Regions from separate parts of the Homo sapiens genome. Here regions 1 and 2 are each linked to region 3. The links are chromatin loops, found by intact Hi-C in ENCODE. Cell type or tissue: A673. All regions are shown on one strand. Links, peaks and the distances in the headings refer to the core of each region. The heading gives the core; the rest is flanking DNA. Region 1 has its middle 130 kb from the start of LINC02458. Region 2 has its middle 140 kb from the start of LINC02458. Region 3 has its middle 75 kb from the start of DUSP6.

Evidence for each region. Hi-C counts contacts between places; a loop is a spot of excess contacts. Peaks named below come from ENCODE experiments on the same cell type or tissue, not always from the same donor. Only the 100,000 strongest peaks of a DNase experiment are listed, where the experiment ranks them.
Region 1: a loop joins it to region 3, with 10 times the contacts of the local background. A loop is called at or near these places in 2 of 110 quality-filtered maps.
Region 2: a loop joins it to region 3, with 5 times the contacts of the local background. A loop is called at or near these places in 3 of 110 quality-filtered maps.

Annotation. Positions count from the first base shown.
Region 1 is chr12:89,139,771-89,150,106 of GRCh38, reverse strand. No RefSeq gene overlaps it. Among named protein-coding and RNA genes, the nearest start is that of LINC02458, 130 kb to the right of the region's middle. In A673, for the core only: no CTCF peak of the experiment used is centred there; a DNase peak (open chromatin) is centred at 4,676; H3K27ac peaks cover 3,373 bases.
Region 2 is chr12:89,152,774-89,163,109 of GRCh38, reverse strand. No RefSeq gene overlaps it. Among named protein-coding and RNA genes, the nearest start is that of LINC02458, 140 kb to the right of the region's middle. RefSeq lists an enhancer at 2,348-2,407. In A673, for the core only: no CTCF peak of the experiment used is centred there; DNase peaks (open chromatin) are centred at 5,959 and 6,549; H3K4me3 peaks cover 459 bases; H3K27ac peaks cover 3,150 bases.
Region 3 is chr12:89,272,768-89,283,103 of GRCh38, reverse strand. It overlaps the pseudogene RNU7-120P. Among named protein-coding and RNA genes, the nearest start is that of DUSP6, 75 kb to the left of the region's middle. In A673, for the core only: CTCF peaks have their summits at 3,815 and 4,704 (motif pointing right); a DNase peak (open chromatin) is centred at 4,123; H3K27ac peaks cover 2,738 bases.

The sequences.
Region 1 (10,336 bases), core at 1,812-6,811, 130 kb after region 3:
TCCTATGGTAAAGTTAGGGTAAAAGTGCAACATTATAAAAATCTGTATCTTTTTCTCCCTTCTTTTTTTTTAAATTTATACTTTAAGTTCTAGGGTACATGTGCACAATGTGCAGGTTTGTTACATAAGTATACATGTGCTGTGTTGCTTTGCTGCACCCATTAACTCATCATTTACATTAGATATTTCTCCTAATGCTATCCCTACCCCTGCCCCCTACCCAACAACAGGCCCCCGTGTGTGATGCTCCCCGCCCTGTGTCCAAGTGTTCTCATTGTTCAGTTCCCACCTATGAGTGAGAATATGTGGTGTTTGGTTTTCTGTCCTTGTGATAGTTTGCTCAGAATGATGGTTTCCAGATTCATCCATGTCCCTGCAAAGGACATGAACTCATCATTTTTTATGGCCACATAATATTCCATGGTGTATATGTGCCACATTTTCTTGATCCAGTCTATCATTGATGGACGTTTGGGTTGGTTCCAAGTTTTTGCTATTGTGAATAGTGCCGCAATAAACATACGTGTGCATGTGTCTTTATAGTAGCATGATTTATAGTCGTTTGGGTATATACCCAGTAAAGGGATGGCTAGGTCAAATGGTATTTCTAGTTCTAGATCCTTGAGGAATCACCACACTGTCTTCCGCAATGGTTAAACTAGTTTACAGTCCCACCAACAGTGTAAAAGTGTTCCTATTTCTCCACATCCTCTCCAGCACCTGTTGTTTCCTGACTTTTTAATGATCGCCATTCTAAATGGTGTGAGATGGTATCTCATTGTGGTTTTGATATGCGTTTTTCTGATGAGCAGTGATGATGAGCATTTTTTCATGTATCTTTTGGCTGCATAAAAGTCTTATTTTGAAAAGTGTCTCTTCATATCCTTTGCCCACTTTTTGATGGGGTTGTTCGTTTTTTTCTTGTAAATTTGTTTAAGTTATTTGTAGATTCTGGATATTAGCCCTTTGTCAGATGGGTAGATTGCAAAAATTTTCTCCTATTCTGTGGGTTGCCTATTCACTCTGATGGTAGTTTCTTTTGCTGTGCAGAAGCTCTTTAGTTTAATTAGATCCCATTTGTCAATTTTGGCTTTTGTTGCTATTGCTTTTGGTGTTTTAGTCATGAAGTCCTTGTCCATACCTATGTCCTGAATGGTATTGCCTAGGTTTTCTTCTAGGGTTTTTATGGTTTTAGGTCTAACATTTAAGTCTTTAACCCATCTTGAATTAATTTTTGTATAAGGTGTAAGGAAGGGATCCAGTTTCAGCTTTCTACATATGGCTAGCCAGTTTTCCCAGTGCCATTTATTAAATAGGGAATCCTTTCCTCACTTCTTGTTTTTGTCAGGTTTGTCAAAGATCAGATGGTTGTAGATGTGTGGTGTTATTTCTGAGAGTTCTGTTCTGTTCCATTGGTCTATATCTCTGTTTTGGTCCCAGTACTATGCTGCTTTGGTTACTGTTGCCTTGTAGTATAGTTTGAAGTCAGGTAGCGTGATGCCTCCAGCTTTGTTCTTTTTGCTTAGGATTGTCTTGGCAATGCAGGCTCCTTTTTGGTTCCATATGAACTTTTAAGTGTTTTTTTTTCAATTCTGTGAAGAAAGTCATTGGTAGCTTGATGGGGTTGGCACTGAATCTATATATTACCTTGGGCAGTATGGCCATTTTCATGATATTGATTCTTCCTATCCATGAGCATGAAATGTTCTTCCATTTGTTTGTGTCCTCTTTTATTTCATTCAGCAGTGGTTTGTAGTTCTCCTTGAAGAGGTCCTTCACATCCCTTGTAAGTTGTATTCCCAGGTATTTTATTCTCTTTGTAGCAATTGTGAATGGGAGTTCACTCATGATTTGGCTCTCTGTTTGTCTGTTATTGGCGTATAGGAAAGCTTGTGATTTTTGCACATTGATTTTTTTATCCTGAAATTTTGCTGAAATTGCTTATCAGCTTAAAGAGATTTTGGGCTGAGATGATGGGGTGTTCTAAATATACAATCATGTCATCTGCAAACAGGTGTCTCAAGATAATTCTGTCTTCTCAAGCAATGTTACCTAGAATATGCCCTCCTCTCCCTCAATGCTTTTAATTAATTTCTCCTTTTAATAGATCACTATTAGTAGATTGGTTGATATCTTCTAGGCCTTCTTTCTAGATACATAACAAAGACATAAACACACATATATAATGTTTTCGCACTAATTGGAATAAATCGTACATTTTGTTCTACAGTTTAATTTTTGTTCACAATGTATTTTGGGACATGTTTTCATGTCCTACACATGTATGCATATAATTTTGAGAAATAGTCTTGTTGCAGTGTGTATTAATTCATCCATCATGCTGCTGATAAAGAGATACCAAGACTGGACAATTTACAAAATAAAGAGGTTTAATTGGACTTAGAATTCCACATGATTGGGGAGGTCTCACAATCATGGTGGAAGGCAAGGAGGAGCAAGTCACATCTTATGTGGATGGCAGCAGGCAAAGAGAGAGCTTGTGCAGAGAAACTCTTGTTTTTAAAAGAATCGGATCTCTATCGGATAGTGAGAACCATTCACTATCATAAGAACAGCACGGGAAAGACTCGCCCCCATGATTCAATCATCTCACAGTGGGTCCCTCCCAGAACACATGGGACTTATAGGAGCTACAAGACGAGATTTGGTTGGGGACACAGAGCCAAGCCATATCACAGTATACTCCATTTTATAGCTTAATTGCAATTTTTTCAACTATTTCCCTATCTAAGGACATTTAGACTGTTTCCAACTTTTACTAATATAAAAATGATATAAGAAACTGTTGTTCATAGATTTTCATATTTATAACCATAGGATAAATTCCCAGAAGTGGAATTTCTTGGACAAAGAGCATATACATTTTAATTATTTATAGGCATTGTCAACTTGGCCTCCATACATTATACATGAATTTATATTTCCAAATACATTGTAAGAAAATTTCTATTTATGAACACCCTTAGCAAAAGTGAATATAATTAATCTGATAGAAATAAATTTCTCTTAATGTTTTGAATTTTATTTCTTTAATTATTAGTGAGAGATTTTAATATTTTGATCATATAGAATTCTGCTGTGAATTGCCTAAGTCTTCTGTCTTTTTTGTTTTCTTCGGGTTGTTTTCCTTTTACTTCTTTAATTCTTTATATATTTTGAACGTTAATATTTTCTACATTTGGCAAATATGTTCTCCAATTTGTTACTGTGTCACTTGTCAATACACTTTGCCATTCCCTCCTCTTCTGGATTTTTTTCTTTGACCATATCAAGCTGAAGAGATGAACTTGTTTTCTCAAACCTTTGCATCAAATTAAGAGTAAAAACAATAAAAGTAATATCAAATGAGGCAGGCCAACTAAAACAAGAAATAGGTTAGAGAATATTGACTTTCCGCCGGGCATGGTGGCTCATGCCTGTAATCCCAACAGTTTAGGAGGCTGAGATGGGCAGATCACTTGAGGTCAGGAGTTCGAGACCAGCCTGGCCAACATGGTGAAACCCTGTCTCTACTAAAAAATACAAAAATTAGCTAGGCGTGGTAGTGGGCACCTGTAATCCCAGCTACTTGGGAGGCTAAGGCAGGAGAATCGCTTGAACCCAGGAGGCAGAGGTTGCAGTGAGCCAAGATCATGCCACTGCACTCCAGCCTGGGTGACAGAGCAAGACTCCATTGCAAAAAAAAAAAAAAAAAATTGACTTTCATATTGATTCCACTGTTTTTTAGGTTAACTAAATTATTTTGTACTGTTATTTAAATACATAATACAAGGTTGATATGAGGTATTAATAGGTATTTTTGTTTGCTTGTTTTTGGTCTCTCCCTCTCATTTTTATTTCAGTTCTCAATCCTCTTTCTGTTAATCTTTGTCTTTTATACCCAGAAGACTCTGTGGACATGTTTGTTTCACTCCCATGGTCACATTTAATGATATAGAAGTCATTATGAGTAGTTTAGTAAATGAAAAATAGAAAGAAAAACATGAACATATAGGTAATATAGTTGGTATTACAAATTCCACTAACCAAAAAATGTGTATTATGATACTTGCTTTTCGATTTAAAAGGATCTCAAAATAATACATTATATCATAAATATGTAAATATCTTTTCTGTTTTCATGTCTTACTGGGGATAACTGGTTGTTTGCAGGCGAAAGAGCAGCAGACGAGAGGACTTCATCTATGTTAGTGCCTGCTATTGATATACCATATACGTGTACATAGAGTACACTGCCACATTTCATCTTTCTAGCAACCTACTGAGAAATAAATTAAAACTTTCCTAATTTTTACAGGTGAGAGAATCAAGGCTTTGGGATATTAAGTAATTTGTACCAAGTCATATAAAGGGTAAAAATGAGATTTGAATACAGGGTTGAATAGCGCACCACCAAGCAACAGTAAGATCATCTGATAAGGGCTGTGTTTTATTCATTAAACATTTTTTTTGTTTATTTTCGAGACAGTACCTGACATAGGTTCTCAATAGTATTTGTTGCCTGAATACGAATGGAGCTAACATCTATGTTTTTTTCTGGTATACCATGCTGTATTTGGAGAAGGGGTGCTAAACTTGTCTTTTCCTTAATGTTATTATAAAAATGCCTGCCTGCCTGCCTGCCTGCCTTCCTTCCTTCCTTCCTTCCTTCCTTCCTTCCTTCCTTCCTTCCTTCCCTCCTTTCATTTGTCTTTTTCTTTCTTTCTGCCCTCAAACAAATGAGAAAGTCAGGCTTTGATTTGATTTTGATAATTTATAATTTATTGATTGGATTGTTGAAGTTAATGCTGGTTATTAGAGAGACAGGAGTTCTCTTACTCTACTTTTAGACTAATTTTGGCTTAAAACTTTAAACTGACTAAACTGGAGATTTTATGTGCCTTTATTTAAAAACTATGGGTACACCCTACTTATATGAATTAAACCTTTAAAATGAAGTCAATTGTAGGCCACATAAATGTTTCATTTATTCATTCAACAAGAATATGTGTGTTTACTAAGGACTTAACACTGCTGTGCACTCGGGTTATTATATTGAATGTAACATCTGATATAAATGTGAAGTGGATTTCAATAGAAAAAGACTATTGTAATATATCACGATATAAAGTTGAAAAACATTTTCCTTGTCAAAAATGTGTGCCAGAAATCTATAAGTAGTTACCCATTTTGGAAATTTTCCCCATGCAGATACCTCTGATAAAATGCAAATGTCTTAATAATTGAGACAATTGTACCTTCCTAATATCCTTCGTGAAGAGATTAAGGCAACATCCAGATAAAGCAACTGTTCCGACCAAATATTCAATTTAGCTAAATAATTGGTTTTATTTTCCTTTGAGTGGCAGTTGGTTGGCTATTTTTATATCACATTTCATGTAAGTTATTTTTCCTTCATATTCTGAATTTAGTGCTCTGTAAATTTGGCCTTCACTCTGAAAAGAACACAACAACAAAAAGCAAAATAAACAAAAAGCCCAGGAAGACGTAGGCCTTTGAATAGTTTCTTGGCTGTTTGAGCAATTATGCATTTTGAAGTTTCTTGTCCTCTGTATCTTCTGTAGTTATGCACTTAAAGAGGTATACTTATTTGTCGACAGGTGTTGGAATTTTTTTCCTTATAAAAGATAAAAAAACTGGAAGGTGGATATATATTCAATAAATTTGAGAAATGAAGACAAAGTTTTATTTTAATTTATGCCAACCAAAATTAGTGTTTTGTGTTTTATAAAAATACTTCTGAGCATTGCTGAGATTTTCTTTTTGATTTGTAACAGAAAAACAATGAAAACAGGTAGATTGGGACAATAAACCAAATGATCTAAGAGGATTAAAAGATTAATGCCAAACATAGGGAGGCTCTCTGCTCTGTAACCCCAAGGATGTGCAGAGCAGGCCACATTTCTGCAAAATAGAGGCTCTTTCAGAAAATGTTCTTTATCAGTGAGAGTGTAGCTTGCCCTTGACCATTTGGGGCACGTGAGGTAAATAGTTAATGAATGCCTCTATAAGAAACATAATAACATATTACATCTTTCTTACTCTGAAATTCTAGGGCTCTTTCAGTCAGAGGAAGAGAGAATCCTAGTGTTACCCTAAATTTCAAAGTCTGTAATTCCACTCAGAAAATAGAAACCAATTCAATAAGCTACTATCATAATGCCCTGCATTGATGGATCTTAGGTCCTCAATTTCTGTACTAAACAGACTTCTTTTTGTGCTGGAAAGAGTTCATGTTTCATCTTTTATCCTGGTACAACTTCACCATGATTAGCTTAAGGACTAGGTATAGGCTGGGATTCAAACATGTTTATAACATCAAACGGTAGATTTAACAAAAAAGCATTCCATCCTTCGCAGACTGTTTCAATGACTGATATGAATTGAAGCACAGTTGATATAACAGTTTTATAATCACAATGGTGAAAGCATTCCAAATCAACTGGAAAATGGTCAGGCTACTTGCTGCATATGTGTGTGCTATACAAAGAAGCCGAGTTAGGGTGATGTTGATTGTTAAATTAAGAAGTGGGAGAGGCCAGTACACATAGGAAAAGGTACTCAATCTTACTAGCAATTAGAAAAATTAAGTGGAAATGACAATGACATACTGACCAAATTGGCTAAAATTAGGATGTGAAATTGAAAGGAAGCTCAACATTGTTGAGGAAAGCTGAAGATATACCTACCATATGACCCAGCAATTCCAGCAATATATCCTAGAGAACTCTCATACATGGGCCCTGGCTATATGTATAACAAATAAATAAATTTAAATACTAAACAGTAATATAAATGAACAATCACTTACAGGCAACATCATTGGAAATTGTCACAAATGTAAAGTTAACCAAAGGAATTGTGCCACAAAAGAATGCCTACATTATGATTCTGTTCCTATGAAATTAAAAAACAGGTGAAACCAGACTATTGTTTAGGAATGCATACATAAGTAGTAGCACTGCAAAGAAAAGCAAGAAAATGATGAACACAAGTAAAGATAGTGGTTTTCTCCAGGAGAGAGGAACACAGAGCGTGCTTATAGAGTACTGACAATATTCTATTTCTTGACTGGATTGGACTATTTGAATAATTGCCAAAAAGTTCATGTATATTTTATGTAATTTTCTACGTGCATGTTATATGGTGCAGTAAGGAATAGCTCTCTCTCTCTCTCTCTCTCTCTCTCTCTCTCTCTCTCCAAGACCACTGTTCAGGGCATGTGACTATAAAGTGCTTAATATGGTAAAGTGTGCCTGGCAGTTTGAAAGGCAGTTCAGTGCTGGCAACTATAAACAAAATGTGCACTGGATTCAACATGTCTTTGCTTCATGAAACTTCATTGCTTAACTGTGATTCTGGATTGGATTGTAATCACAGCAAAGGTCCCTCTAATAAAATTCTGTTTGATTCAACTAACTTCATTCATTCTCATCACTACCCGCTTAGTCTTATTGCAACTTGGTTTAGGGATTAAAAACCATTAAGCATTAATATCTTAAATGAGAATTGGTTGGGACTGTCTGAGAATTGTTCAGGGCTCTTTTATTTTCATTCCAGGCCTGCCCTCTTTCTAAATGACCTTCAGATTTGTTTTTGTCAGTCTCCTTTTACCTCAAGTGATACAGCCTGTGTTCCAGAGATAGTAGAGAAGAAAATATGTTCAATGATTTTTTATCATCTCTAAACACATGAGCAGAGGAATATCTGAAAAATGTTTTCATCTGACTAATTAGGTTAGAAATCTCAGGAGAACAGTCCTATTTGCTATATTTCTAATGGAAATGTTTCTGTTTCTGGTTGAGAATCTTGCCAGAACAGATTTCTCCTTCAACACTTCCTCTTCAAGTAGGAAAAAAAGAAAGCAACCTTTTCTTTCTTATCATTTGGGAACTATAAACTTGAGTTGTAAGCAACTTACGTACAGGGGCTATGACTTCTTAATATTTTTATGTGCCTATTGTATAGCATGAAGCTGTGCAGAATGCCAGAAAATAAAAGCTTATTGGTGATTATTGACATGTCTTTTTTCCCTCCCTAATTATGCTATTTCAGTGCAGCATTCATAAAGTCCTGTTTTTAGTATAGACAGGTAAGATGGTAGAACCCAGAATATTTTTTTCTTTATCTAGAGCACTTTTTTCAATTTATGGTCCATGAATGTAAGTACTTAGTGAATTGTTCTATTCTCTCATTGCCTTATAATCAGTCTTACTTTCTTAATTGGTAGAGTTCTCTAAAGGAAGAAGCTATTTTTCCTTTGTGTTCTCCAGGGCATTTAAACACAATCCTGAGGATACCAGGCTGGTCTTGAACTCTTGGCCTCAAGCAATCCCCCCCATCTTGGCCTCCCAAAGCGCTGGGATTACAGGCATGAGCCACCATGCCTGGCCAAAGAGGCACTTTTGAAATACACTCAAAACCATGTCTTGAGACTCCTCAGTATGGTCAGCATCAAGTCATAAATTGTGGGAAATGACTGAATTTTTGGTTTCTTCGGAACTCTTTTTTGCAACAGATTGCAATTGCTACTGATAACTGATGGAAATGGCTTACTATTAAAAATAGGGCTTCTATGCAATTTTAAAATGCAATGGCAAAGAAATGCTGGGAATAGAATAATATTATACATAATGACAAGCAGAAAAATTTAAAGAAAGACAGAGAGCCCATGGCAATGAAAGCAAAGTAATTATAGTTTCAGTCTACCGGATTCTTTCCCCCATTGCCCAGTGCCATTTGCATTCCATTAGAAGCTGTAGGTTCTAATCAAGAAAGTAAAGGCCACTATTTGTGAAAGTAAAGGAAAAAGATGCCTCTTTTAGGGCTTCTCTAAAATCCTAGTATCTAGTTTTCAATGTTAACTTTCACTAAAATACTTTAATAGAGTGCAGTGGGGACATGTTGTGTAGAATACAGATCAAGGATTCTTAATATGGTGTCCATGGAAGGAATTCAAAGGCCTTTCGGCTCTTGATGTTGTATATAACACTGGGTCTGTGCATATGCACATTTTGCTGAGCTTTCTGGCCTTCATCTGAAATTCATAACTTCCCTCTCCCACAGCTCCAGTTAAGTGTACTGCTTATAGTTACATCTATTCTGTCCTAGAACCAGCCATATGAGCTTGACTGGACAAGTGAGATTTGAGAAAAGATCCCGCAAAGACTCAAATGGCATTTTGCAAGATGACAGTTCTCACCATGGTTCAATTTAGGAATGTTCAGGGGATCCCTTTCCAGAATTCAAGCATCGTGCTGGAAATACCAGAGGCTATTAATACTGCATGTATTTTTACGCTTATGACTTGGCAAGGGTGTGAGCTGTGACATGCGATCTTCGCAGAGATGATGCTGTGAAGGTTGGCTGGCAACCAGGCAGATGTCTGGGGTTTGGCAGTAATGTGCTCTTCCTCCTCCTTGTAGCTGCAGAATGGTCCAGAGAGTGCATTTGTATTTCCATTTTCTGTACCTCTAGCCCCTTCTATTTTTTAATCTTTATGGAGATATAATAGATATATTATAAAATTCACTTTTTGAAGTGTATAATTAGTGGTTTTTAGTACATACATAGAATTGTGCAACTATAAGCACTATTTAATTTTAAAACCTACTTGTAAAACTGTTGGCTAATTGTTGCTTCTAATAGCTCCATGACAGTGCTATGTTTCATTTATTTATTTTTTATGCCCTGAAATGACCTCTGTAGAAAACTGGCTTAAAAATGTTTTAGAAAGGGTCTCAATAGCATCTAGTGGTTCCATCCCTTTTAGTACCAGGATTATCTTCTTGTGACTCACTGTTTACAGAAAGTGCTAATCAGTTCTTAAATGTAGATGATGTCTCCTAGACCAAAGAAGATATCTGATTGAACCATTTGAATTTGCCATTGTTATCGACTCAAAGCAGTGAATATTTATAATTTTATAAGGTTCAACATAATAAAACTTGCATGAAATTTTCATGCCCACTTCCACTGCCATTACAAACATTTGAAAGAAATGCTATATGTTAGGCTCATTAAAAGTAAAGCAACTGACACCTGCTTGAAACACACAGCTAAAATATTGTATTTCTTTGTGATTATATTCAAAGAGTTAAAATATTCTCATGTTCAACCTTTATTCCCAGATATTTACTAAGTAGTTACTATCTGCCAAAAAATGAGTGGGAAGAAAAATATGGTCTTAGCCTTAAGGGACACTTATTTTTGCTGTACCTTTCTTTAGCTATCTTATTAATTTATTATTATAGAGCTTTGCAATGTGTTTAATTGCAAATTGTGAATTCCATCTTCAGCAAACTATTTAACTGAT
Region 2 (10,336 bases), core at 3,143-8,142, 120 kb after region 3:
CAGCAGTTAAAGGTAAGAGGTTGTGAAACTCTAAATAAGCCAGGAAAAAAAAAAAGAGGCAAAGGGCTGAGTCTGAGTGAGTAAGGGAAGATAAATCAGATGAGATTGCATGTTGATGACACTCCCTAGTGTTGCTCAACAGCAATATCTGACAAACAGCAAGAGAAAAAGGAAACATTTTGGCAGAGTCAGCCACCCCCAGCAACCCTCTTCAAAACCCTGCTAAGAAATCCCCACCACTGGATGAGTTATTTCCTCTTTCTGCAGTATGAGTACAATGGGAAAAAAAATAGGCCCTAGAGCTGAAATATTGAAGTTAGGAAACAGTGGCATGAGTAACAACACAGAAATGAATTAGACAGGCCTAGAGGCACAGATCTTCCATCTAGAGGGCTCGAGTTTTGAAGTCCGTTTTGGTACAGTGGGTATTTGGACCATCTTTCAAGACTGTTATGATGTTTTGTTTATGACCATCCTTTTTACTCTTCACTTTGCTTATTAGCTCCTCCCGCCTGGAATCAAAAGGAACTGTACCTCCCTCAACCCCTGTGTAGCCCCACCAGAATCGCTTTGGAAGTGCTTATGCTTTCTTCAAAGCCCAACTGAAGTCCATTTTCCTCCAAGAAGCTGTCTAAGCTCTTCTAGTTCAGAATTAGCCTCTTTCTCTTTTCTTCTCTTAATGAATATCTTTAGTCTTTTATTAAATTGGTCACAGTGCCCTTTATCTGCAAGTTATTTATACATTTTTTTTGTCTTCTCTATTGAGTTAAAAAACCTCCTGAGAGCAAAGGCCTTGTCATTAACATTTTTATGCTTCCTATACCATTTACTTGGTGATAAGAGGGCTGTAATAAGCCAATGTAATAAGTCATTATTGACTTAAAGTATAAACTCTTAATAAATATAATAAGGATTAATAGGTTCCTAGTCAAAAGTACCTTAACTGTGTTTTTTGCAGATAGAACAGATCAGTCTCTATTTTGTTTTATAGAATGCTGATGAAATAAACTAAGCTATTTTTTAAAAAATCCCAGGGAAGCAAGTTTTTATTTTTATTTTTATTTTAGAACTGTTTGATTAAAAGGTAAAAGAATTTCTCCACCTATCTTTGAGTTCCTTGGAGACACAAGACCATGTACTTGTCCTGTTGGCATCAGGTTAGAGTTATGGTAGGTTCTAGAACATTTTAATTTTTACCCTCTTACTAGAGAAACCTGCTATTTAAACAGAGTTCCATTTCTTAAAAAATAAGCAGACTAACTTTCACCAAACGCTACAGTTTTCTCCCTTCATCCTCCTTCCCAAGCCTCTCAAATGTGTCATTTACGCCTATTGGCTATACTTGCGAAATTGTGCTTCCCTTTCCTAACTCTTTGCATTAACTGGCTTTGATCTTCATCACCCTCCAGAAGCAGTTCTCTAAAAGGTCAATAGTGGCATTCTTTTTGTCAAAATCTCTATAGCATCTATAGTTGATAGCCTGATCTTTGTGACTCCCTGCTGTCTTGGCTTTCACATTTCTCTGTTTTTTTTTTTTCTAGGGGGTAGGATAACTAATTTGTGAAACACACATGTCCGTATGTCTGTTTGCGCTATTGGTATATTTGAAGCTCATCACAATTCTCTGAGGCAGGGGTCATTCTTGTATACTATCACTTGAGTATAGATTTTTTGGTTTTGTCTCATTGGTCAATCACTTTGTAGAGGTAGGCTGGTTGAAAATTCACTGAGAGTGGAATCCATGCACTCCACCTCTTCTCCATCACCCACAGTGCCTGACACAGCAAATATTTTCAGACTTAATAAATATTTGTTGACTGATTGTAGTTGAAAGTGCTCAGGTCTTGAAATAGAAGAACAACATGAACATTGACCAGATTTTGGTTGAATTTCTCTGTTTTTCAAAGTGCTGGCAGAAAACTCCTTTCATAAACCATCTTAAAGGAAAAATGACTCCTTCATAAGATCATATTTGACACTAATTTAGAAAACCATTAGCAACTGTCACAGGTAGGTCAGAGCAGGCTTCCCTCCAATGACAGGAGAACCTCTCAGCTGGAAGTGATCGAACCCTGAGGTCTCCATCTGAATTAAATCAGGGTGATTATATTTATTATCTGCTCTCGGCATCTTTGCCAAGTTTCTGAGTCAGATGCACTGAATTTGTACTTTCTGTCTGACACGCAGATATCTTATCCCTCATTTCCATGTGAGATTAAGACTGGCCCCGGGTGAAATGAGAGCATGGGGGCGGTGCTGGTGAAGTTAGTCTGTGTGTCACCCTCTCCATTTCCTCTTACACTCCCTTTATCCCCTTTCAGTTCCTCCTTTCCCACCAGGTGCCAGAGGGGTTATGCTTCCCCATAGTCTTTCTTGGCATTGGGGAAGTGATGGGAACTAACTTTTTTTTTTAAGTGTCTACTATGAAGCACATTATTGGGCATTCTTGAGTCATTGCTTAAGTTTTTAGTCCCTTTGCCTCCATGAGACAGCTTTTTATTATTTGGGTATCACAGAGATTGAAACTGAGGCTTTGAAAGGGTAGAAAACATGTCCAAATCACACAGCTTATAAATACAAAGGTGGGATTTAAGATCTGCCTGTCTGACTCCAAAACATCTGGGCTCCTGATATTGTACAAGGTCAGCTCCTCAGAGGAAAGGGATGAGATAAAATTATTTCCCATGGAGAGCTTTGTAACTTATGGTAGAAGGAGACGTTCTTTTCCAATAGAGTTTCAGCAAATTTGCTATGGTGAGAGGACTGGAACATTTAGGGCGGTGGAGGCTGTATTTTATCTGTGTATAAGACTAATTTCGGGCAGGATCCTCTCATGCTAATATGTGTCTCATAGCATTGCAGTTGATCTCTTCAACTGAGCATCTTTAGCTACCTGAGGTGCATTACTTAGCATTCATCACTTAAAGACTTTTTTTTTCTTTGACAGATGTTCTTTCATTACTCCTGGGAAAATAAATTTAGTGGGCTAAGCCCTTCATTTTAATCAAAGGAAAAGCCTAATTTAAAGCAAGGGGCAAACTCTGCCATCAGCACTAAGTTAATTAACCATGGTTATGTGTGCATAGGGTTCAGAAGAATCCCTCTGCACTTGTTGATGTCATAGAGCTCAACTATGACTTGCTTGATGATGCAGGCTTGCAGGTTTTTAGATGCTTCTCTGGGGCAAGGACCATGGCTGGAGCAGTGAATGGTTCCTCGTTACCCAAGAAAAATTTATGTACATAAAATACTTATATACATAAAGTTCCTGAAAATGAATCCACTTATAATATTTTAAGAATAATGAAAATAAAGGGGATTGGGCCTATATCTTCAAAGGGAAACTAAATCTCATAATTTGTTTATTATTATATTTAAATTAGGTTAAATTATACTTAGCACTTTAAGGAAACAAACACAGATGAATCAAATGCTGATCACTCATTTTTGGCTTAATTGTTGAATAAAAATATATGATAGCAATATGGAAATCCTCATTTAATATATGTATGACTTTGACAATGTGGCCACAATGAGGGTGCTTTTTGAAGTAAGTAAAGTAAGGACTTTGTTAGTTTTCTTAAGGGACTTTTTTTTTTGTTAATTTTCCCAATGACTTTTTTGATTTCTTGAATTGCATTCTATTTTTGTTTTTTTCTTTTGAGACAGGGTCTTACTCTGTCACCCAGGCTGGAGTGCATGGCGGCATCACAGCTCATTGCAACCTCCTGGGCTCAAGCAATACTCCCACCTCAGCCTCCCCAGTAGCCAGGACTACAGGTATGCACCACCATGCCTAGCTAATTTTTGTATTTTTAGTAGAGACTGGGTTGCATTATGTTGGCCGGGCTGGTCTCGAACTCCTGACCTCAAGTGATTTGCCCACCTTGGCCTCCCAAAGTGCTGGAATTACATGCATGAGCCACCGTGACTGGCCCTTAAGGGCCTTTTAAAATCCTTTTTTATTCATATATAGATATATATTTTTTGCCATGCCTATCACATCAGCATCCTTGCTGATTTCCTATTTATTATTCAGTAGGTCTACCTCTGTTAGCTTATTTGGCTTATGCGTGTGTGTGTGTGTGTGTGTGTGTGTGTGTGTGTGTGTGTGTGTGTGTGATCCAACACGTTTTTCAACATTACTGTTAGCCTTATGAAATCCTACAAGTTTTGCGATGTTTGCCATTTTGCTTGGCAATCTTTTGGTTTGCCTTTGAATTGTTTGATCTAATGTGTATGACATTCATACCATTGGTTAGAATTGCTAGTGTTGTGATGGGTGGGGATACAAGCCAGTGTTCAGTGGAGGGGGGTAAGTGGTGACTAGTATTATAACAGATCAGTCAGCCCTTTGTGAATATTTTTGTAATACAGTAATTTTGGCTTCCTCAGGCCACCATGTAATTGTTGGATGGTCATAATGCATGTTCAAATAATGACTTCCTGAACTCAAATGTTTGAATTACATGGAACTGACCTTGCCTGGATCTGTTCTCAACCTATAAATGTAGCAGATGTGAGGAGCCCACAGGCTCCTGGCTGCATGCACATAGATCAACTAAATCCTCTTCCAGCCATTTTGGTGTGCATGAATAGAGCTGAAAGCATTCCAGTACTGCTGGAATGTTAAATCTTGAATCCAGAGATCTGCTTGAAGGCTTATAGTTATCTATATTGTGATGCCTTTCAACAGATCTAAGAGGTTGTGTAGTTTTGATTCAAAGTGGGCTAAAGGGTTGGTAAATCTGAATGAAATTTGGGTTTCAGGCCTGTTCTGTTATTGGTATATTATGCTTTTTGAGAGGTATATTATGCTTTATGAGCCTTAGCTTCAGTTGACTTCAATATTGTCATTTTTGTGTCTTTTAATGTCATTTATAATTATATTCTATGTGATTATAACTTAATAAATAAGGACAACTTTTCCTTTCTATAAGTATTTTAGATACAACAGGTCAGTGGAAAAGGACAAACATGCTTGGTAAATCCCTTCTCTTCCCTCTTGACATATGTATGGCCACATGTGTGAATAGCATTATTTGCAAAGCAGAAAAGCATTTTAAAGTAATAATAAATTTTTTTCACAGACAGAGAGAAGAATGACACTTGCTTCTTCTTGATTGCTTCCTTCACACACTGTTAAACATGTTAAACAGGACTTTTTTTTCCTTGCTCCCATCACAGTTGAATGTGGGGTTTTGGGTTGAGGCTGTATTTTACTTCCCACTGCATCACGAGCTCCTTGAGGGCAAAACCCTTGTCTTATTTTGTTTCATCTTCGCACGATCTGACACAGGACTTCATAAATGTTACAATTTTTCTTTAATTGAGGTAGAAATGAAGAACCTGGCTTGGAAGGAAGGAAATGGAAAATGATTATGGTGGAAGTGAAGTGGGTTGTACTAACTTTGCAAGGACAGGAAATAAAGCAAGGTTAATTGGTGGAAGCCAGGACACAGGGCAGGTTCCCTGTGGTATCATATGAAAAGGGCAGAGGGCAAAGTACAATGGCTATTTCGCTGGGAAACAAATAAACAAGCTGAAACATGCTTGCCTGAGCACATGTATACTTGGAGTCTCTGAGCAGTTAGATGCTTTATGCTAGTGACAAGGTCGTAAACCCACCTGCATAGTCTCTGAGGTTTTTTTAATTTGTGCTCATTCAAAAGTGCTTCCTAATAGGAAATGGCACTTTCTAAACAGTGTCAATGAAGTTTAACCAGTGATTAATACAAAGTGATGGAATCTCCTTAAAATGGAGATTTCCAATTACCAATTAGAAATTTCCAATGACCAACAGAAAAAGGGCAAAAAGGTTTTCTGGAAGCCATGTGTCTGAATGTACTCACAGGCTTGTGAAGAAAGAAGAGCTTAATTAGACAGATGAGCAATTTCCTGAAAAGGCACATGCAGGCATTGGATTAAATCTCATTTCCTCCAAAAGAAGTATGATAACTATGATGATTAGCAACTCACTGTTTTGGGGCTTAGCCATCCTCCAGTTTATTTTCACTCAGTGGGAGTAAAGGAAGGTGATGCCACTGCTTTTGGGTTAAGTTCTCTTAGTCATGAATTTTGGATTTTTCTGAAGCAGAATGTGTGTTAAATTGAGCTCCAGATCATCTGAGCGTGGGATGCTATCTTACTGCTTGCCCTTGGTTAAGCTGCAATAATTTTGGCCAGAAGAATGTTCTAAGTCATCTCTCTGCTTTCAGTGGCTCAGGAAACAGAAACTAATTTTTATTTAAATCAATCCAAACCTGATTAGGAAAGGAGTTATGAAGCTACTACATGAAAGCATGAAATTCCTGCCAGAGCCAAACACATTCTTTTAAAATATTCTGTTGATTCCTTCCCATTTGGTTTGTCCATGTCACCTTGATCTCTCCATCAGGGCATATAACTAAGACTTTGCTATATTGAAACTTGATCATTTATTTCATCAATATCAAAAAGCTAACATTGACTTGAAAGATCAGAGAGTTGAAGTCCTCCCTGAAGGATATGAGCCTTAGCTTCCATTTCTTAGTGTTTCTGCTTCTTTGAAATAGGGAAGTTTATAGGTCTTACTTAGTTTCCTGGTGCCCACTGGTCTTTTGTTTTCCTGTGTTTTACAAAACTGAGTCACTGAAACCCTTCCTATTTCACCATCGTACAGACATGGTATCATTATTAAGAAAATAAAACTTTGTATTCTTTGTGGGCTGTCAGAAAATCTGGTTATTAAACACCATTATAGGAGACTGATCCAAGATACTTTGTATGTATTTAAACAGTTGGCCAGTGATGAAGAATAGCTATTCTTTTTAGAGTTGTTCTTTCTGTTGTCAAGTTTGGGTCAGTTGGACCAACTGAAATTTAGAAAGATAAATTGAGTACCAGGTTTTATTTAAATATATAAGAAGCTTATTTAAAGAAGAATTGTAAACATGCCCCTTTTCAATCAGAAATTAATTAAGGATTTTCTTTTTAAAGAGTGCTGGGAGTGAAACCTTGGCAAAGGTGAGATTTTGATAACTCCTACACAATACAGTGCAGGCTAGGAAAGAGGAAATAAGCAAATTCCCTAGGTTAGCCACAAAGAGTCAGTCTGATGGGCATTTTACTTGAGTTCATAAAAGGATCCCTTCTACCAAGTAAGCAAGTAAACTTGACACCAGAATTTGAATATATGGAAGTGATTTCTTAAAAATGTTCTTCTGGTGTTTTGAGAAGTTTGAGTCCAACAAAATTATCTTGGATATCATGTAATACATTTATAAAATTCACCATGATAGATTTCATAATGAGGTGAAGTTACTATAAGTATTTTAAATGATTGCAACTGATTTATAATTAGAGGATGAAAGAAGAAACCATGCGAACTCAAATTTTAGTAGAACTAATGCTGACATTCTTCTCCTTTCTATTTCTTCTTCTCTCTATATAACATTATGTGATTGATTTGTTCACTCCCCCTCCAACATAAACACACACAAAATTATTTTAGGGTAAGTGTTGAGGGGAGGTCCAAGCCAGAGTACACAGGTTCTGTCTGACTATTGGATATGTTTTGTCTGCCTCTACAGAGTGTTTAGAAATTTTTAAATGTATCCTCAACACCAAAGCCAAAAATCTAAATTTCTGGCTTCTCTTGAAAAATGAAGAGATCTTGTGTAACTGGGTCTGAAGTTTCTGTGTGGCCTCAAGAGGCTGGAGCTGAGCAGTGGCACTCACATCCCATTTCCAATAGCCATGAACAACAGGCATACTTAGGAAGTACCACAGGTTCTGTTCCAGACCACCATAATAAATTGAGTCACATGAATTTTTTGTTGTCAACAGAGGGCGTAAAATATTCAGTAAACCATGCAGTAAACAGATGTGCTGTCATCAGGCTTTGTTTTTTCATTTATAGAGCACATACAGAGTAGATTTAGCATCATTCTTAAGGACTCTAGGGTTTTCAGAATGGTAATGAGCATTGGCTTCACACTGAAGTTGAAGGGCACATAAAAGTTGTGTTTACACTATAGTCTGTTAAGTGTGCAATAGCATTATATCTAAAAAAATGTATATACCTCAATTTAAAACATTTTATTGCTAAAAGTGCTAACAGTCATCCCAGCCTTCAGCTCATCATAATCTTTTTACTGGTAGAGTGTATTGCCTCAGTGCTGACAGCTGCTGGCTGATAAGGGTGGTGGTTGCTGACGATTGGGGCGGCTGTGGCAATTTCTTAAGAGAATAAAGTTAGGACTTCATGTCTAAAACACCAAAAGCAATGGCAACAAAAGAAAAAATTGACAAATGGGATCTAATTAAACTAAAGAGCTTCTGCACAGCAAAAGAAACTACCATCAGCGTGAACAGGCAACCTACAAAATGGGAGAAAATTTTCGCAACCTACTCATCTGACAAAGGGCTAATATCCAGAATCTACAATGAACTCAAACAAATTTATAAGAAAAAAACAAACAACCCCATCAAAAAGTGGGCAAAGGATATGAAGAGACACTTTTCAAAATAAGACTTTTATGCAGCCAAAAGATACATGAAAAAATGCTCATCATCACTGCTCATCAGAAAAACGCATATCAAAACCACAATGAGATACCATCTCACACCATTTAGAATGGCGATCATTAAAAAGTCAGGAAACAACAGATGCTGGAGAGGATGTGGAGAAATAGGAACACTTTTACACTGTTGGTGGGACTGTAAACTAGTTCAACCATTGTGGAAGACAGTGTGGCGATTCATCAGGGATCTAGAACTAGAAATACCATTTGACCCAGCCATCCCATTACTGGGTATATACCCAAAGGACTATAAATTGTGCTGCTATAAAGACACATACACACATATGTTTATTGCAGCACTATTCACAATACAAAGACTTGGAACCAACCCAAATGTCCAACAACAATAGACTGGATTAAGAAAATGTGGCACATATACACTATGGAATACTATGCAGCCATAAAAAATGATGAGTTCATGTCCTTTGTAGGGACATGGATGAGATTGGAAATCATCATTCTCAGTAAACTATCGCAAGAACAAAAAACCAAACACCGCATATTCTCACTCATAGGTGGGAATTGAACAATGAGATCACATGGACACAGGAAGGGGAACATCACACTCTGGGGACTGTTGTGGGGTGGGGGGAAGGGGGAGGGATAGCTTTAGGAGATATACATAATGCTAAATGACGAGTTAATGGGTGCAGCACACCAGCATGGCACATGTATACATATGTAACTAACCTGCACATTGTGCACATGTACCCTAAAACTTAAAGTATAATAATAATAAAATTAAATTAAAAAAAAAAGACAGTAAAGTTTGCCACATGGATTGACTCTTCCTTTCATGAAAAATTTCTCTGTAGAATGCTCTGATGTTTGATAGCATTTTACCCACAATAGAACTTGTTTTAAAATTGGAGTCAATCCTCTCAAACTCTGCTGCTGTTTTTCAACTACATTTATGGAATATTCTAAATTCTTTGTTGTCATTTTCAACAATGTCCACCACTTCTTGACCAGGAGTAGATTCCATCTCAAGATACCACTGTCTTTGCTCATCCATTGTAGGCAACTTGTCATCCTTTCAAGTTTTATCATGAGATTGCAACAGTTCACTCACATCTTCAAACTCCACTTCTAATTCTAGCTCTCTTGCTATTCCACCACATCTACAGTTACTTCCTCTAACCCAAAGACAGTTTAAAGCCTGATAGCCAAGCTACAAGTTAAATCCTTGGACTGGCATTGAGAACTTGTCTTCCCATTTGGTGCTCTTTCCTCTGATCCCCACCTTTCACCTATTTTAAATGCACCTACCCTTTCCTAATTGGTTTTCTACACTGTCATGCCCACCTTTGAGTGGTGTCTTTGCTTTAACCTTTTTTTTTTTTTTTGCACATTCACAAACCAATCAGCATGCACTCACTATTCTGAGTACATAAAAGGCACTGGACCCAGCCACATGGGGGACTTCACTGTCTTTGGGTAGGAGGACCACCCCCGCGTCCCATCTCTGCTCAGAGTTGTTTCATCGCTCAATAAAATTATTCCATCTTCCTCATCCTTCAATTTCAAGCATCCTCATTCTTCTTGGGTGTGGTATATGAGCTTGGAAACCACTGAACGTGGGTCCAAGCTATAACACAGGCGAGCTGGGGCATGCCTTTATGGCTGAGTGGGGACCCAGGCAGGGCATTGCTGGCCAGAAGTCCCTGGCTTGCAAAGTGACCAGGAAGAAAAATCCTGCATCATTAGTAGTGTGAGAATGGACTAATACAACCCCTGAGGTATCACTATCTATGACAGCTATAGCCTTATGA
Region 3 (10,336 bases), core at 2,636-7,635:
CTTAATTCACCACACATGGTGGAGAATGTGAGCTAAAGAACTCAGTGGAATACATTCAGTTCCTCTAAGTGAGAAGTCATCCAACTTAAACAGGAAAGAGCAAAATGTGAATGCTAGAGGATGGAACAAAATTGTTGTAATTTCTAAGGTGAAAATACTTACCTTTGTATTTTCTTTAGATTTTCATATAGAGATGGAAAAAGCAACAAAGGACAACTGAAAAAATTGCACTTAAAGTAAAACAGGGAAAAGTTTAAAAATAGAACTATGACAATTAAATGGAAAAATGATTCCTGAAATTTTATTTTTTATAATTAATGCTTAGTTCAATTAGCAATGATGGGTATGTTTTGCTTAGTGCGCATTAACCACGTAAAACCCTCATGTAACCATAATATTCATCAATCACGACTATGCTGTTAGATTTATAATCAAATTAGCTGTTTAATTAAAAAACATGAGTGTTTTTCATTGGGTGATATTAGCATTCTGAAATGGTGTTAATAGGCCTGGAGAAACAAAACATTTAAAAAAGAGATTCAAATGAGAATAGCAAAAGCTAATAAAGTGTTAAGGTGACAAAAAACTACTCATACAGAATAATCTACTACTATGATGGAGGTTTTATAGATGCAAGATACATATTCACACATATATTTAACATTTTTCCCTTTGGTAGGTAGAAGATGAAGTAGAATACCAACATAAGAGCAATATGACTGGTTTCCAGTCTTTGATCTGCCACTAGTTTGTGACCATAGGAAAACCATCTTAACTTTTTTTCTGAACCTCTGTTGTTTTCATTTAAAAGAATGGAGAAGTGTTACAGCTCTTTTAAAATTTATCTAACAGGTTTTCTGTTTTTTAACTAGAAAACTCCCCATGGGAAAAAAAAATAGCGAGGAATCATATTTTCCCAGACAATTTCTTATGAGAGCCAGATAAGATTATGCATATCAGCTCATGGTAAAAGGCAGTAAACCAATATCAATTAAGAAATAATTTAGGGTTGGGTGCAGTGGCTCACACCTGTAATCCCAGCACTTTGGAAGGCTCAAGAGGGTGGGTTACTTGAGCCCAGGAGTTTGAGACCAGCCTGGGCAACAAGGCGAAACCTTTTCTCTACAAAAAATACAAAAATTAGCCAGGTGTGGTGGTGTGCACCTGTAGTCCCAGTGACCTGGTAGGCTGAGGTGGGAGGATGACCTGAGCCTGGGAGGTTGAGGCTGCAATGGGCCGTGATCGCGCCACTGCACTCCAGTCCGCCTTTCTTTTTGGGTCTCAGTGATCTATTGAAAACTCTGTTGTTCATATTGTCCTTTCCAAAAGATGGTGACTAAATCATTTAAGTTAGACAGCCAAGATTTAGCTCTGAGAACTAATTTTGGCTTATTGTACTCAACATATTTAAGACTGTCAGCAGTTTTTGTTCTCTCCAATGTTTAATAAGGTCAGGAGTTTAAAAAGAGAGCAATTTTCTTGATAAAGTTTTTCCTTCTTTTCCCTTTGGGAAACATCACTGTGCCTAACTGCTTTAATGCTGAAGTTGGCAGGGCTTGCAGGTTGGGAGCAAACAATAAAAAGTCCCTCGCTGAGACAGACTGTATGGAATGAATGCCCTGGGGAACTATACCCCTGCCCAACCCCCTCTGACCCCCCCAACTCAAAGGCCAGATGGGCTCTAGACAAACCCTGGGAGTGTGGGCAGTCTGGGGTAGTGGAGGCCAGCTGCTGTTCTAGGAAATTCCCTCTCTGAAAGACACATGGGAACCCTGTTTTGGTATCCAGAACAGTGCTGAAATGGTCAGAAATAGGACTAAAGTTGGTGGACTTTGCGTATGTACAGACAGAAACATCCTGCTTTCCAAAGAGCTGAACGCTGAGGGTCATTTATCTGTGGGATTCAGGGTACACTAAAGGTTTCTAGTTGAATTGGTTCTCATAACTTTTGTTGCATGTCTTACCTTTATGAAAAAGGCCTTTTCCAACAAGCTTATTTCATTGAAGTGTTATTGTCAGTCAGCTGAGCACGATGGAATGAATTTTGTTTGTTGTAAGGGCAAAGAAGCAGGCTAAAGAGGATGTGGTGAAAGATTCTACTTCCTGTCTATTCAAAGGATGTGAATAGACAGTTTACATAACAGAAAATTCAGTAGGCTCACATATGGTAAATCATACAGCTTTGTTTGCAAATAACAAAATACACATTAAAAAAGTTATAGCGTCTTTGAAAACCTATTAAACTCACAAAAATAAACAGAACCCCAAAATTCAATTATTTCTTGTGAGCAATGTGTCCAGGTTGTATGCTATGGTGAAAAGAATGCTGCATTTGGAATGCGAAGACTTAAATGTAACACAAACTGTGAGCAAGTTATTTACTTTTCTGAAGCTCAATTATTTTCTCATCTATAAAGGGTGGATAATAATATCTATCAACCTTATGAAGTTTATAACAGATTCATATAGGTGAATGGAAGAAATTTTCAAATGGCAAAGCACTGTATAAATATGTTTTTGTGTTTTTAATCAACAAATTAATAAGAGAAGTGACAAATTTTAGTTACTTATCCTTTTCAGAAGCATGTGGAATACAATTTATGAATGCACTAATTGTGTTTAGCAATTTCCCTTTTAGACACTGATGATGAACTAGCTAAATAAACCGTCTCAAAATGTGGGAATTACTTTTTAAAAATTACAATGTTGTGGGCTCTATCAGTACACTGACATTAAACTCAGATTTCACTGAGTTTATTTTGTTGGGTGATTTCATCAATGTTAACATAATTTAATCCACAAAATAATCATAAGTGGTAGATGTTATTCTTTCCATTTTAAAAATAGGAAACTAAAAGTCACCCAAGTTCTTAGTTGACTGATGCTTACATAAAATGATATTGAGTTGAAAAAAACTAAAAACAAAATGGTGTATGTGCATTTTACTTAACATTATATATGAATATGAGGACCTTAATGAATGGAAGACAATTTGAAGAAATACAAATATTTAGACCTAAGTACCTAAACACTTTTTATCTTAATTCTTTTTTAATTCTAAGAAAAAAGTGATTTTGTATCCTGGAACTTTGCTGAAATTGTTTGTGACAACTAGGAGTCTTTTGGAGGAATCTTTAGGGTTTTTTAGATATAGAATCATATTGCCAGAGAATAGGGATAAATTGACTTTCTCTTTTCCTATTTGGATGTCTTTCATCTCTTTCTCTTGCCAGATTGCTCTGGCTAGGACTTCCAGTACTATGTTGAATAAGAGTGGACATCTTTGTTTTGTTGTGGTTCCCATTACTGGTGAACTGAATTTTTAAAAATGTGCTATATATACACCATGGAGTACTATGCAGCAATAAAAAAGAATAAAATCATGTCCTTTGCAGCATCATGGTTGCAGCTGAAGGCCATTATTTTAAGTGAATTAATGCAGGAACAGAAAATCAAATACCGCACGTTCTAACTTGTAAGAGGGAGCTAAACAATCAGTACACATGAGCATAAAAATGAAAACAGACACTGGGGACTCGAAAAACAGTGGAGGGGGAAAGGGTTGGAAAACTACTTATTGGGTACTACGTTTACTATTTGGGTGATTGGTTAAATAAAAGCCTATACCCAGCATTACACAACGTATCTATGTAATAAACCTACAAATGTACCTCCTGAATCTAAAATTTAAAAAACATTCTGAGAAAAAAAATAATATCCTCCCAGGAAATTTTGTTGGTATGATTAAAACAAAACAAAGCACCATTACCCAAGGGAAAATCAGTTTAAAAATCATTTAAACTCTGAAAGATACTATTATAACTTAATAACAAACGAATCTTAGTACAAACAGAGACACTATGACCCAAACCAACGCTTGGGGGCAAGGGGAGTTCAGACTATAACCTCACTAAAAACTATAAGAAAAATGGCACTGATGAATAATAACTCACTTATCATCCCCCAACAAAGACAGGAACACAACCCCGGGGCATTTTCCTGTGTCAATTAACAGTTAATATGTTATCTGCTCAGTGACATTAAGATGTGATTCTCAAAACCTTTTACAAAGACATTGGCTTTGATGAGTGACAGACAACAAGCCCCGGCAGGCTGGTGAAAGGAAATTCAATTATATCGCTTCTAAATTGTGCATCCTCTGGGTTTAACTCAGAGATGCAAATACCAAAGAATAAAACTCGACCCTAGATTTCCTTTCGGAAATGCTGAGTGATTTCACAATTTTGTCCTTGCTAGAGAGGGGCATGCTTCTGGGCAATCAGGTGGTACAACCCGCAGGACAGTGAATGCCGTTGAATAAGGAGTGTGAGGGCTGGCATTTACTGTTTAAGAGGCATTTCAAAGAGTGGCAAATCACTTAGGGCCTCGATAATTCTACACATAATAGAACAAGGGTAGAGATGGCTTTTGTCTATGAAATAATTCAAGAAACAGCTGTTTTCCTTATTTATTCAAGTAGACTGGTTTCCAAGATTGGGGTTCATGCATCTCAGAGATTGGCTACAGACAATCATCTGGGGTCTAGAGAGAAAATACCAGAACTATTATATTATTTATTTTTGTCTGAAAATGTAAGAAAGAGATTAAGCTTCCTAGCACGTATGGAACGGCCTAGTGCTGACATACCCCAGCACTCTTTGTAGGTCTGTATTTTAGACTGTCTTGTATCTTGAACAGTGTGGGAGTTTGCCTGAGAGGGAAATGGAGTTCCACAAGGTGGAGGTAGGGAGGGGACCATTAGTTCCACCTTTTTATTGGCTTTCAGAGTTTCAAAGTAGGGCTTAGTAAGTGGCTTTACAGATTACACTATCTCGTTTTAACGAAATGTATGCTCACCACATAGACAAGTAGCTAGAAAATGGCTCTTGCAGAGAAACTGCAGATTTAAAAAACCTAATAATGTAAGAACAAATGTACAATTCCATCGTAGAGGTGGCTTTTTGCTTACTTTGCCATGTGACAAGAGAAAAGCAATGAGCGAGCCAGATCTATTAAGAATTAACATAACTTTTTTTTCATTGATCAAGAATATTATTGAGCATGTGGATTCACACAATTGTTAATGAGGGTCCTCACTCCAAGTTTCTATTTATATTGAGTATTCTGTGGCTTTGGTACTTACCTCTTTCAGCTATGATAGCTCTGTGTGTTTGCTGGGGCTGCTATAACAAGGTGCCACAGACTGGGTGGTTTAAACAAAAGAAATTTATTTCCTTACAGTTCTGGAGGCTGGAAGTCTGAGATCATGTTGTCAGCATGATTTTTTCTTCTGTGGCTTCTCTTCCTGGATTGTAGATGGCCACTGTCACCCTCTGTCTTCATGTGGTCTTTCCTCTGTGTGCATGCATGTCTGTGTCCAAATTTCCTCTTTATAAGGAAACCAGTCATATCGGATTAGGGCCCATTCTAAAGACCTTATTTTAACGTAATTAACTCCTTAAAACCTTATTTCCAAATATGTTTTCATTCTGAGTTACTGAGGATTAAAATGTTAACATGCAAATTTGTGGGCGGGGGATGGGGGCAGAAAATTTAGCCCATTACAATGGCCATTAACATTGCCTATTAAACTAAACTTATAAACAGACTTTTAAATCACTAATCACAATTTTAACGCAGGACTTTAAAAAGAATCATATTTTGAAAAGTTTTGTGCCAATAATGAATACAAATTATTAAAACGTATTCTATTCCATCGTGACCTCATCCTTTAGAAACTTTTGGTTTAGATGTATGTTCTATAATAGAATAATATATTGCCATTAATTCCTTAATTTAACAGACACCTATGAAGTGCTTGTCAAGTGCAGGTACTCTGTTTTAGGCACCTGAGATGCATCAGGGAAAAAATTTGCCCTCGTGGAGCTTACATTCTAGTAGGCAAGAGACTGATGATGAATCATAGCACAATAGTTAAGACTGAAGGACTTATCTCTAGCTGCTAGGAGTGTTGCCAAATGACAGCCCTCGTCTGTTAGCCCTCTTTGGGAATTGCCTTTGGATGAAGAGAGCTACCTCATGAAAGGTCATGTACTCTTGCCAGCACAGCCTGCATCCAAAGTCTGGTCACTCCAGAGGTAAAAAGGTCCACATGACTGGAACCATCTGGGTAGCTCTGAAGGGCCATCCTAGTTGGAGAGCTCCCTGTGGGGTTGGTTGAGAACTTTCTTCAGACTCAATCATAGCCCAACACTTTCCCTGAGGGTTACTCATATTATATTTATCATATTATATTATTATATTATGTTATATTATTATTCTATATTATATTACATTACATTACATTCTAATGTTTTACTGTCTTATTAACTGTTTGTCTCCCTTACTAGAAGCAACCTCCGTGAGAGCAGGTACTTAGTCTCCTTTGTTCACTGCTCTGCCCACAGCTCCCAGAACAATGCCTGGAAAGTATTAGTTCTCTAATAAATATTTGTTAAATCAGTGAACAAATCTGCAAAGTGAGAATAAAAGTAGGACTGACCTTACAAGACTAAATTGTGATAATCCATGTGCAGTCTTAATGCAGTGCTTGGCTTTGCAATAAGTGCTTTAAAAAAGTTGGTAATTATTATGCTTATTTCAAAGATGACTTTATCATTTCCTATTTTTAAAAAGCCAGTATTTCAACTCTATTTGTTCAGGTGTTAATTAATTAGACCTTTATTGCCAAGCACTACTTTAGGAGCTGGAGCTACAAAAAGTGTAAGAAACATCCGCTGCCCTTAAAGAGGATCCAGTTCACTTGCAGGGTCACAGGTAACATGTCATTAGTTATTTCATATTTTTCCACTTAGAAGCTAGCTTCTTTTGCATATTCTTTCCTTTTCCAAATACTCTAAGATGTGAATCTTATTACCTGTTTTCCAGTGACTTTTTTCTTCTTCAATTATTTGGGCAATACTTTCCAACTGAAATACATTCATGTCAATCACTGGGCAACAGCTCGTTCAAAATTAGACAAAATGATTTTCTTGTTTCAATGGATATCATCAAATCTTTTAATCTGATGGTTGATTATTGTTATTATTGATACTAAATCAGTTAGGACACCTGGAGAGGATTTTACTTGCTAACCTTTTGGGCGAAATCTCTTTTGACTAAAAGATTCCAAAGATTCCACCAGAACTTTGCCATCTACTCATTCTTGAAGACTTACTTTAGGCATTCCCTCATCCAGGAAGGGTTCCCAGATTAAATTAGCTACTTTCTACTCTGGCCTCACTATACCCACTGGAAGGTTAAGCCATCATTGCACTTGGCACATGTTATTTGAAATTCTTCTTTTGTTTTTATTATTATTATTATTATTATTATTATTATTATTATTTTTGTAGACATGGGGTTTTGCTATGTTGCCCAGGCTGGTCTCGAACTCCTGTCCTCAGTGATTCTCTCAACTTGGCCTCCCAAAGTATTGGGATTACAGGTGTGAGCCGCCACACTCCGTCAGTGGAGTTCTGCTTTTGAATCTGTCTTCTTTACTAGCCCAGAAGCTCCTCTAGGATCTGAAGTACCTGCTCTCATGGAGGTTGCTTCTAGTAAGTGAGACAGTTAATAAGACAGTATAACATTAGAATGTAATGTAATGTAATATAACATAGCATAACAATATATTATATAAATTTTCATTGTGTCTCCTACACCTATCACAATGCCTGGCAATTAATCAGAATTATAATAATAGGTAACTCAACTCTTGCTTTGCAGGCAGGCATTGTTGTTCCTTATAAATCCTTATCCTGACCTTCTGAAGTAGGTACTATGATCATCTCCATTTTACAGATGAAAGAAGCGAGGTCCAGAGATCTTAAATAACTTGGCAAGATGAACCAGCTAGTAGTTATCCAGATAGAATTTGGACACAGATAATATGGTCGTGGAGCCCACATTCTTAAACCTTATGCCCTATGCATGAATGCATTTTGAATTGAACTACACATATAATTGTTTTACATAAGGAAAGAACATGACTGGAAACTTTAACTGCAATTTAAGCTTAGCTTTTCTTAAGTTTAGAAGCTTCTGTAAGTAGGACTCAGTTCTCAGAAGTAGAGCTTTTATATTTTCTGGTTTAAAAGTAGAAGATTCTATGGCTTACTGATGTCCTTCTATGTTGCTATAATCTTCTGAAAAAAGGTAACCTGTGTTTAGTCTTGGTTTTGCCCCATATCCTGGGACAATATCCATATTCACAAATAATAATAATATGAACCAACATCTAGTGAACATTCACAATATAACCTGGCCAGAGACACACAGCTGGTCAGTGGTGAGACAGAAATTTGAATCGACACCATTCACTGCTTTGAGCCACTGAGCCATCCTGCTTCAGACAGGACCTTACTCTGTTTACTCTGCCTAAGACTTGTAGCTCAGCAACCAGAAATGAGACCATGCTCCCTCATGTTGTGGCCTTTTTTCTTTCCCTGTCTGGAACCCCAGTTCTTCTGAGACTGAAGTCTAGATCTTAGTCACTGCAGTTGGTGATCCAGTACATTTTCTTGCTGGTCACTTTTTACTAGGACTCCCAATAACTGCCAATTGTTAGACCTCTGCTTCTCTTAGTATTCCTGTTGCCTATGTATCCTTGATGCATGGATATAGCTTTAGAGATTGTATTAGGTCTGAGAAGGACCCCAAACATCGCCTGTTAACAACTACTTGGCTGATACTTTACCACATTCCTGCTAAGTGGTTATGTGGCCATTCTTGAAGAAACTTTTTCCATCTTTTTTTTTTTTTAATTAAAAAAATTTTTGGAGGGGTACATAGTAGGTGTACATATTTATGGGGTACATGAGAGGTTTTGATACAGGCATGCCATGTGAAATAAGCACATCATGGAGAATGAGGTATCTATCCCCACAAGCATTTATCCTTTGAGTTACAAATAATTTAATTATATGCTTTAAGTTATTTAAAAATGTACAATTGAGTTATTTGACTATAGTAAGCCTGTTGTGCTATCAAATAGTAGGTCTTATTCATTCTTTCTATTGTTTTGTACCCATTAACCATTCTCACCCCCCCGCTACCCCCAGTACTCCACTACCCATGGACATAAAGAGTAGAAGAATACTTATTCTGTCTTCTGCTTATTCTGCTAGAACGTTCTATGTTGAAGTGTACTCTTGCCCCATATAACTTCTACTCCTTGGTTTGGTTCTATTAATACTTATCATACAAATCCTGATTCATCTTCTTAGTAAGAGGCTTTATAACATTGAAAAACAATGCTATGTTCTTATGAGTGTTCTTGATATTCCCTTGTCATTTTTCTTATTAGATATTGTTTCAAGTCTCATCACTCTGAGCATGCACGAAAGGGGAGAGAATGTCCTTTGAAGTCAGACACATCCAGCTTTGAATCCTAGCTCCACCACTTACTGGATTTATGTGTTTCAGTTTCGTTTTTCTTTCTCATTTGTAAAATGTTGATAATTACACACAGTTTAAGGCAAGTTGTGAAGATTAATTAAAGAGGTGAAATATAACACTTGATGCAGTGCAGACACTCTAATAAATGGCATTTGCTGTTATTTTTATTATCATTATACTTTTTAAAAGAGGGGTTTAAAGAACCAAAACTGATACCATATTCAGATGTGATCTGATCATCCCTAAGTAGAGTGAGACTCTCAACCTATGATAAGGATGATACTAATACTTAAAAGAGTGGCTTTTCAAAAATGGACAAATGGAGTCTAATCAAACTAAAGAGCTTCAGCACCTTAAAAGAAACTATCAACAGAGTAAACAGACAACCTCCACAATGGGAGAAAATATTTGCAAACTACGCATCTGACAAAGGCCTAATATCCAGCATCTATAAGGAATTTAAATCTACAAGAGAAAAAGAAACAATCCCATTAAAAAGTGGGCAAAGGACATGAACAGACACTTTTCAAGAGAAGACATACATGTGGCCAACAAGCATATGAAAGAAAACCCAACACCACTGATCTTTAGAGAAATGCAAATCAAAACCACAATAAGATATCATCTCTCACCAATCAGAATGGCTATTATCAAAAAATCAAAAAATAACAGGTGCTATTGAGGTTGCAGAGAAAAAGTAATGCTTATATATCATTGATGCTCCAGAATGTAAATTAGTTCAACCAGTGTGGTGACTCCTCAAAGACTTAAAGACGGAAATATTATCTGGCCCAGCAATCCCATTACTGGGCACATACCCAAAGGAATATAAATCATTCTATCATAAAGACACATGCATACATATGTTCATTGTAGCACTGTTCACAATAGCAAAGACATGGAATTAACCTAAATGCCCATCAGTGGTAGTCTGGAT